2 separate regions of the Homo sapiens genome follow, and region 2 is linked to region 1. A link is an interaction called in ENCODE POLR2A ChIA-PET data of the cell type or tissue named here. Cell type or tissue: Caco-2. All regions are shown on one strand.

Region 1 (4,000 bases):
TCTCACTCTGTCTCCCCGGCTGGGGTGCAGTGGCACGATCTTTGCTCACTGCAACCTCTGCCTCCCGGGTTCATGTGATTCTCCTGCCTCAGCCTCCCGAGTACCTGGGATTACAGGCATGCACCACCACTCCCAGCTAATTTTTGTATTTTTAGTAGAGATGGGGTTTCGCCATGTTGGCCAGGTTGGTCTCAAACTCCTGACCTCAAGTGATCCACCCACCTCAGCCTCCCAAAGTGCTGGGATTACAGGCATGAGCCACCGTGCCTGGCCTCCAAAAAGTTTATATAAATTGAATCATACTGGTTGAGTGCGGTGGCTCACACCTGTAATCCCAGCACTTTGGGAGGCCAAGGCGGGCTGATCACTTGAGGTCAGGAGTTCGAGACCAGCCTGGCCAACATGGCGAAGTCCTGTCTCTATTAAAAATACAAAAATTAGCTGGGCATGGTGGTGCACGCCAGTAGTCCCAGCTACTCGGGAGCCTGAGGCAGGAGAATCACTTGAACCCGGGGGGCGGAGGTGGCGGTGAGCAGAGATCGTGCCACTGCACTCCAGCCTGGGAGACAGAGTGAGACTCTGTCTCAAAAAAAAAAAAAAAAATAGAATCATACTGTCTTAATCAGTTAAGGCCGCTATAACAGAGTATCATAGACTGGGTGGTTTAAACGACAGAGATTTATTTTTCACCGTCCTGGAAGCTGTCAAGACTGAGGTCAGAATGCCAGCAGAGTCAAGTTCTGGGGAGGACCATCTTCATAGTTTTCAGATGGCCATCTTCCTGCTGTGTCCTCACATTGCGGAAAGCAGAGAGGGAAAGTAAACTCTCTCTTATTTTTATTTATTTTATTATTATTATTATTTTTAGAGACACGGTCTCTGTTGCCCAGGCTGGAGGGCAGTGGCGCAATCACAGCTCACTGCAGTCGCCATCTCCCAGGCTCCACTAGTCCTCCCGCTTCAGCCTCCCAAATAGTTGAGACTACAGGCATGCGTGCCATCATGCCTAGCTAACTTTTCATTTTTTATAGAGACAAGGTCTTCCTATGTTGCCCAGAATGGCCTCAAACTCCTGGGCTCAAGTGAACCTCCTGTCTCAGTCTCCCCAAGTGCTTGGATTACAGGCATGAGCCACCATGCCTGGTCTTGTTTCTTCTTATAAGTGAACTAATCCTGCGGCTGGGTGTGGTGGCTCACGCCTGTAATTCCAGCACTTTGGGAGGCCGAGGCAGGTAGATCATGAGGTCAGGAGTTCAAGACCAGCCTGACCAACATGGTGAAACCCCATCTCTACTAAAAATACAAAACAAATTAGCTGGGTGTGGTGGCATGCGCCTGTAATCCAGCTACTCAGGAGGCTGAGGCAGGAGAATTGCTTGAACCCAGGAGGCAGAGGTTTCAGTGAGCCGAGATCGTGCCACTGCATTCCAGCCTGGGTGACAGAGTAAGACTCTGTCTCAAAAAAAAAAAAAATAGTACTAATCCCATCATGAGGGCTTTAATTACCTAATTACCTCCCAAAGGCACGTCTCCAAATACTATCACGTTGGGGATTAGGGTTTCCACATATCAGTTTGGGATGAACACAAACATTCAGTTCATAGACCACACAGTCTGTAATTTTCTAAGATTGCCTTTTTTTTTTTAACTCAGTAAAATTCCCTAGAAGAGATTCATCTAAGCTATATACGTCAACACAGATAGGTTTTATTGCTGAGTAGTATTCAGTGGTATGTATGTACCACAGTTTACTTACCCATCACTCTTTGAAGGACATTTGAATTGTCTGCCTTTTTTTTTTTAACATAGCTTTATTGAGGCCAGGCATGGTGGCTCATGCCTGTAATCCCAGTACTTTGGGAGGCTGAGGCAGGCAGATCATTTGAGGTCAGGAGTTCGAGACCAGTCTGGCCAACATGGTGAAACTCTTGTCTCTACTAAAAATACAAAAATTAGCTGGGTGTGGTGGTGCATGTCTGTAATCCCTGTTACTCAGGAGGCTGAGTCACGAGAATCACTTGAACCTGGGAGGTGGAGGCTGCAGTGAGCCGAGATTGCGCCACTGCACTCCAACTTGGGCAACAGAGTGAGACTCTGCCTTGGAAAAAAAAATTTAAAAAATAAGAATAGTTTTGTTGAGATATTCGTATGCCATAAAATCCACCCTTTGAAAGAGTCCAATAAGGTGCATTTTAGTTTCTTCAGAGTTGTGCAATGATGACCACTATCTAATTTCAGAATATTGTGATCACCCTCCCCTACTAAAATCCTGAACCCATTAGCAGTCACTTCCCATCTCCCCCTCCACCAAGCCCCTGGCAACTCTGAATCTACTCTTTGCTTCTGTGGGTTTGCCTATTCTTGACCTTTCATATAAATTGAGTCACACAATATGTGACCTGTTCTGTCTGCTTCTTTCACTGAGCATACTGTTTTCAGTGCTCATCCTAGTTGGAACATGAACCAGTATTTCATTCATTTTTATTGCTGAATAATGTTCTGTTGTATGGCTATACCACATGTAGTGTGGCAGGTCCCCCATCAGGTTACTTGGAGGTGTATATCCACTGCTTGAATCCTGAATGCTGGGTGGTGAGCCAAGGCCATGGTGCCCAGCCTAGGAGCAGATATTCCTGAGAACTCAAACATCCTGGAGAGGATCTGAGAATCTACCAAGGAAAACAGTCCCACTGCATACACGCAGTAGGCAAAGAGCTAGAAAATTAGCTTAAAAATGGCTTAGAGATGGGAGGTGGCGCGGATCTCTAGCACTGTCCTGCTGCTGTCAAGGAGTGTCCCGTATGTAAGTCCTCAAACTCATCTACTCGCCAAGCTGGACTTGCCTGAGTCATTCTCTGGTCTCTCAACTGCCTCCAAGTTTGGGGGAAGGTTTTTCGTACAATTCAGTGTTTTTCTCATTACACCACATTTTTTTATCTGTTCAGTAGTTGATATTTGTGTTATTTTTTCTTTTTGGCTACTGTGAATAATGGTGCTGTGAACATTCATGTACAAGGTTGTTTTATTTGAGATGGAATTTCGCTCTTTTTGCCCAGGTTGGAGTGCAATGGCATGATCTTGGCTCACTGTAACCTCTGCCTCCTGGGTTCAAGCGATTCTCCTGCCTCAGCCTCCCGAGTAGCTGGGATTACAGGTGCCCACCCCCACGCCCAACTAATTTTGTATTTTTAGTAGAAATGGGGTTTCATCATGTTGGCCAGGCTGGTATCGAGCTCCTGACCTTGGGTGATCCGCCTACCTCGGCCTCCCTCATGGACTAGTTTTTGTGTGGACATATGTTTTCATTTCTCTTGGGTATACATGTAGAAGTGGAATTGATGGATCAGATGGTAACTCTATGTTTAACCTTTTAAAAATTATTTTATTGGCCGGGTGCGGTGGCTCACGCCTGTAATCCCAGCACTTTGGGAGGCTGAGGCGGGTGGATCACGATGTCAGGGGATCTAGACCATCCTGGCTAACACGGTGAAACCCTGTCTCTACTAAAAATACAAAAAAATTAGCCAGGTGTGGTGGCATGCGCCTGTAGTCCCAGCTAGTCGGGAGGCTGAGGTAGGAGAACTGCTTGAACCTGGGAGGTGGAGGTTGCAGTAAGCCGAGATTGCACCACTGCACCCTAGCCTGGGTGACAGAGCAAGACTCTGTCTCAGAAAAAAAAAGTATTTTGTTATTATTATTATTATCATTTTAGAGACAGGGCCTTGCTCTGTTGCCCAGGCTGCTGCTCAGCACAAAATCCTGGGCTCAAGTGATCCTCCCACCTCAGTCTCCCAAGTAGCCAGGACTGCAGATGTGTGCCACCATGTCCAGCTAATTTTTAAATTTTTTGCAAAGACAGGGTCTTGCTGTGTTGTCCAGGCTAGTCTTGAATTCCTGGGCTCAGGCAATCCTTCCACCTCAGCCTCCCAAAGTGCTAGGAATACAGGTGTGAGACACTGTGCTACTCCTACAACTGTTTTGTATATTGATCTTACACCCT
Region 2 (4,000 bases), 96 kb before region 1:
CTTTGGGAGGCCGAGGCTGATGGATCACCTGAGGTCAGGAGTTCAAGACCAGCCTGGTCAACATGGTGAAACCCCGTCTCTACTAAATATACAAAAATTAGCCAAGCATGGTGATGGGTGCCTGTAACCCCAGCTACTCGCGAGGCTGAGGCAGGAAATCACTTGAACCCGGGAGACAGAGGTTGCAGTGAGCTGAGATCGTGCCATTGTGGTCCAGCCTGACCAACAAGAGTGAAACGTCGTCTCAAAAAAAGAAAAAAAAATTGTTTCCTATAGTCAGTCACTGGCAGGAAGAGAAGAAAAACTACAGTAATTTTACCATGCAACTCTGTACTTTGCTCAACATCTACACCAAAAACACCACATGGCATTGATCAAATGTGTAACAAAAGGTTTTTTTTTAAGGCAACAATTTTACGTAACTCAAATTCTCTCTGCTAACACAGCTGTAATGCTACGTGGCACAGCCTTAAATGAAGCTGCCATAAGATCCGACTTCAGTGATTTAGATGCTGCCCTTGAGCTCAGTTTCCTGCCCTTCCTCAAATTTACCCATGTTTGTTTCTATTTGTTATTCTTTCTAAATGAAAAACTCCAGATGGCTATACATGGTTTGTTCTTTCACTTCATTTAGGTTTCTACTCTAAAGTCACCTTATCAGTGAGGTCTTATTACCATTCCTAAAACAGAAATATGACCTGCCCCAGCATCACTCCTTATTCTGCTTTACTTTTTCTCCATAGCATTTACCACTACCTGCTAATTTGTTTATTGAAATTTTGTATAGCTGTGTTCACTTCTGCACATCTAGTCTAGAAAATAATTGAGCACAGTGTATGTGCAGAGTAATCACGTTTGCTAAGAGCCACATACTACCTACACGTTGGGCTACATATTGCACTGAGCTTTCCTGGCTTAATCTTCAAAAACTGCTAAAATTTACCACCATCTATCCCCACGGATAAGGGGTTGACATATTTAAAACAGACTCCTTGAGCCTAAAATCCAAGTCTATGAGTTGAAGAATCTGGATTTATAGTCCAACTTCAAAGCCTATGATCTTCCCACTATATCATGATAATAACATGAAAGCTGTCTAAGTTCTTAGCTTATTTCAGTTTCCCTTCTCTTCATTCAGAAAATATGGAAGTTAAGAAAGACCATCTCTACCAAAAAAAATAGCTAGGCATGGTGATATACACCTATAATTTCCAGCTACTTGAGAGGCTGATGTATGAGAATCGCTTGAACCCAGGAGGCGGAGGTTGCAGTGAGCAGAGATTGCACCACTGCACTCCATCCTGGATGAGGGAGTGAGACTCTGTCTCCAAAAAAAAAAAAATAGAACAGAGTCTGGGTGCAGTGGCTTACACCTGTAATCCAAACACCTTGGGAGGCTGAGGCAGGAGGATCACATGAGCCCAGGAGTTCAAGGTTACAGTGAGCTATGATGGTGCCACTGCACTCCCACCTTGTGGGGACAAAGCAGCACCCTGTCTCAATAAAAAATAAAACAAAAAAGAACAGAATTAACTATGATCCAATTAACCAGATCTCTCACCCTTGAAAAAATACAATAATCTGGTTCAACCTACACTTGCTGAGTATATGCTACGTACTAGTCTAGGTGTAAACACAGCAGCAGAGACTAATAGGTTCCAAATTCTCACAAAGTCAATTTTTGTGGGAGAAGTACAGGCAAAGAATTTCTGACAACATTATCTGTTAACAAAAAGAAAGTAAAACAGAGCTTGCTAACATTGATGCAGGCGGTTACCTCAGAGAAGCCTTCTAAGGTGAGACCTGTGAGCTGAGACAACCATAGATACAGGTGAAGAAAGAACAATCCAGGGAGAAGGAAAAACCTAGAGTGCAAAAGCACAGAGACAGAAAAGAACTCTGAAGATCAGAAAAAGGGTCAGAGGGAATCAGAGGGCCAGATCATGGTTAATGAATACACTGACTTGTCTGAGACTGTGTTATCAACCTAAAAAAATAGAAGGCACATTTCATCACACAGTCAATGGCCAAAGAATAAAAAAGTTTCAAGTTTTTGTTTCACTAGGATCAGCAAAGATTTACTAAAATCCCGTTATCCTTACATTTGTTTCTGTAACTCTTAATTTTTTTCCCATGCAGATTATACAATAAAAACCTGCAATGAATATTTTTAAGAGGCAGAATATGTTTTCAAATTTAACTATGCGCCGGACTCGGAGGCTCATGCCTGTAATCCCAGCAGTTTGTGGGGCTGAACTGGGCGGATCACCTGAGGTCAGGAGTTCGAGACCAGCCTGACCAACATGGTGAAACCCCATCTCTACTAAAAATACAAAAATTAGCCGGACGTGGCGGCATGCTCCTGTAATCCCAGCTACTCAGGAGGCTGAGGCTGGAGAATCGCTTGAACCCAGGAGGCAGAGGTTGCAGTAAGCCAAGATCATACCATTGCACTCCAGCCTGGGCGACAAGAGCAAAACTCCGTCTCGAAAAAAAAAAAAAAGTTAACTATGGGATACTCCATTATTCGTGTGGCACATAGGTTTGATACACTCTAAGTCTTAATCCTCCCTCATGTCTTCTTTAGGTCAAATAGTGCCTACCATTCCATATGATTTTTTTTCAACCATTCCATATAATTTTCGAAATCTCTGACATCATAGACTTATTTGCTAATGTCCCTCCTAATATGTGGCTCCTAGATCACAATGTTTTACTACAGCCATAAATCGAAACATTATAGAAATATTGCCAAAAGCCCTTGATATACTTAATTTTTCATATATTAAGATTTTGCTACCAGATTTTAAGCTGTTTAATACAATTTTTTAATTATTTTACTCGTCTCCCCTTCCCAACTGGTAGAATGGTTTCTATTTTAAGCAAAAAAGTGTAGGGCTTAATTTTAGAGGATAAATATAATCTTAACATCTTTGTAACCCAAGATTTTGTTTATAAAATAGTTTTAGAAGAAACAGTTGCTCCTGGTGAGGAGCAGACAGCATGGCAGCATAGAAGAAACATTCCATTCACAGCCATAAAATGTTTGTCTTTAATTACTGCAAAACTGACTTAAAAAAAAAAATCTTCCCTATTAACACGGTATTAAAAATACTGAGTGGCTGTAAAAGCAATTGTTAAATTAGAAAGTTATTATATAAACAAGCTGGGTGTGGTGGAGCACAGCTATAGTCCTAACTACTGGGGAGGGTGAGGCAGGATGATCACTTGAGGCCAGGAGCTGGAGGTTGCAGCGTGCCATGAATGTGTCTGTGAACAGCCACTGCATTCCAGGCTGGTCAACACACCAAGACTCCATCTCCCTAAAACAAACAAAGTAGTCCAGAGAGGTCCTTCTTACCACCTCTAAAAATGGGCCAAATTCAGATTTCTCTTTGAAACTGATAAATTCAGAAATTAAAATGTTTAGGACCGACAAATGCCCCAAAACATACAAATATCCTCTGTTCAAGTGATGAATCTGCAACACCAATGAGCCATGAAAGAAAAAAGTTGTCCATTTAGAGACCCACATCAGCCCACAGAAATAGCAGAATGGTCAAGAGTATAGAGCTGAGGGAAGAATCAAGATCAAGATATCATTTAAATATCTGTGATTAACCATCTAGCCAAAGGAGTGTGCCGGAAAAGCAGAATGCAGAAGAGGAGGCGGCAACCATTACCAAAGCTGAAAACAGAAAGGGGAGACTACCCTCAACATACTCCTCACCCTCAAGCATGCCCAAGATTGTTGATGTGAATAAATAATTGGGTCAATTCAAAAGTAAAAACACAAAGAATCAGGATGGAACCTATTTTAAGAAACTGTAAAACAAACAGCAAAAACAAAACACAGGTTAAGAATACATATTTCGGCCAGGCGCGGTGGCTGATGCCTGTAATCCCAACACTTTGAGAGGCTGAGGAGGGCGGGATCTCTCGAGGTTAGGATTTTGAGACCAGCCTGGCCAACATAGTGAAACCCAGTTCCTACTAAAAA

What was found. ChIA-PET counts read pairs that join two places held together with the same protein. Peaks named below come from ENCODE experiments on the same cell type or tissue, not always from the same donor. Only the 100,000 strongest peaks of a DNase experiment are listed, where the experiment ranks them.
Region 2: POLR2A ChIA-PET joins it to region 1 with 5 read pairs; 6 of 35 experiments call an interaction of 5 or more read pairs at or near these places.

The regions. Positions count from the first base shown.
Region 1 is chr16:58,685,467-58,689,466 of GRCh38, forward strand. No RefSeq gene overlaps it. Among named protein-coding and RNA genes, the nearest start is that of SLC38A7, 2.7 kb to the left of the region's middle. In Caco-2, no CTCF peak of the experiment used is centred here; no DNase peak of the experiment used is centred here.
Region 2 is chr16:58,589,267-58,593,266 of GRCh38, forward strand. The region is part of intron 2 of CNOT1 (CCR4-NOT transcription complex subunit 1); the gene reads right to left. Among named protein-coding and RNA genes, the nearest start is that of SNORA50A, 31 kb to the left of the region's middle. In Caco-2, no CTCF peak of the experiment used is centred here; no DNase peak of the experiment used is centred here.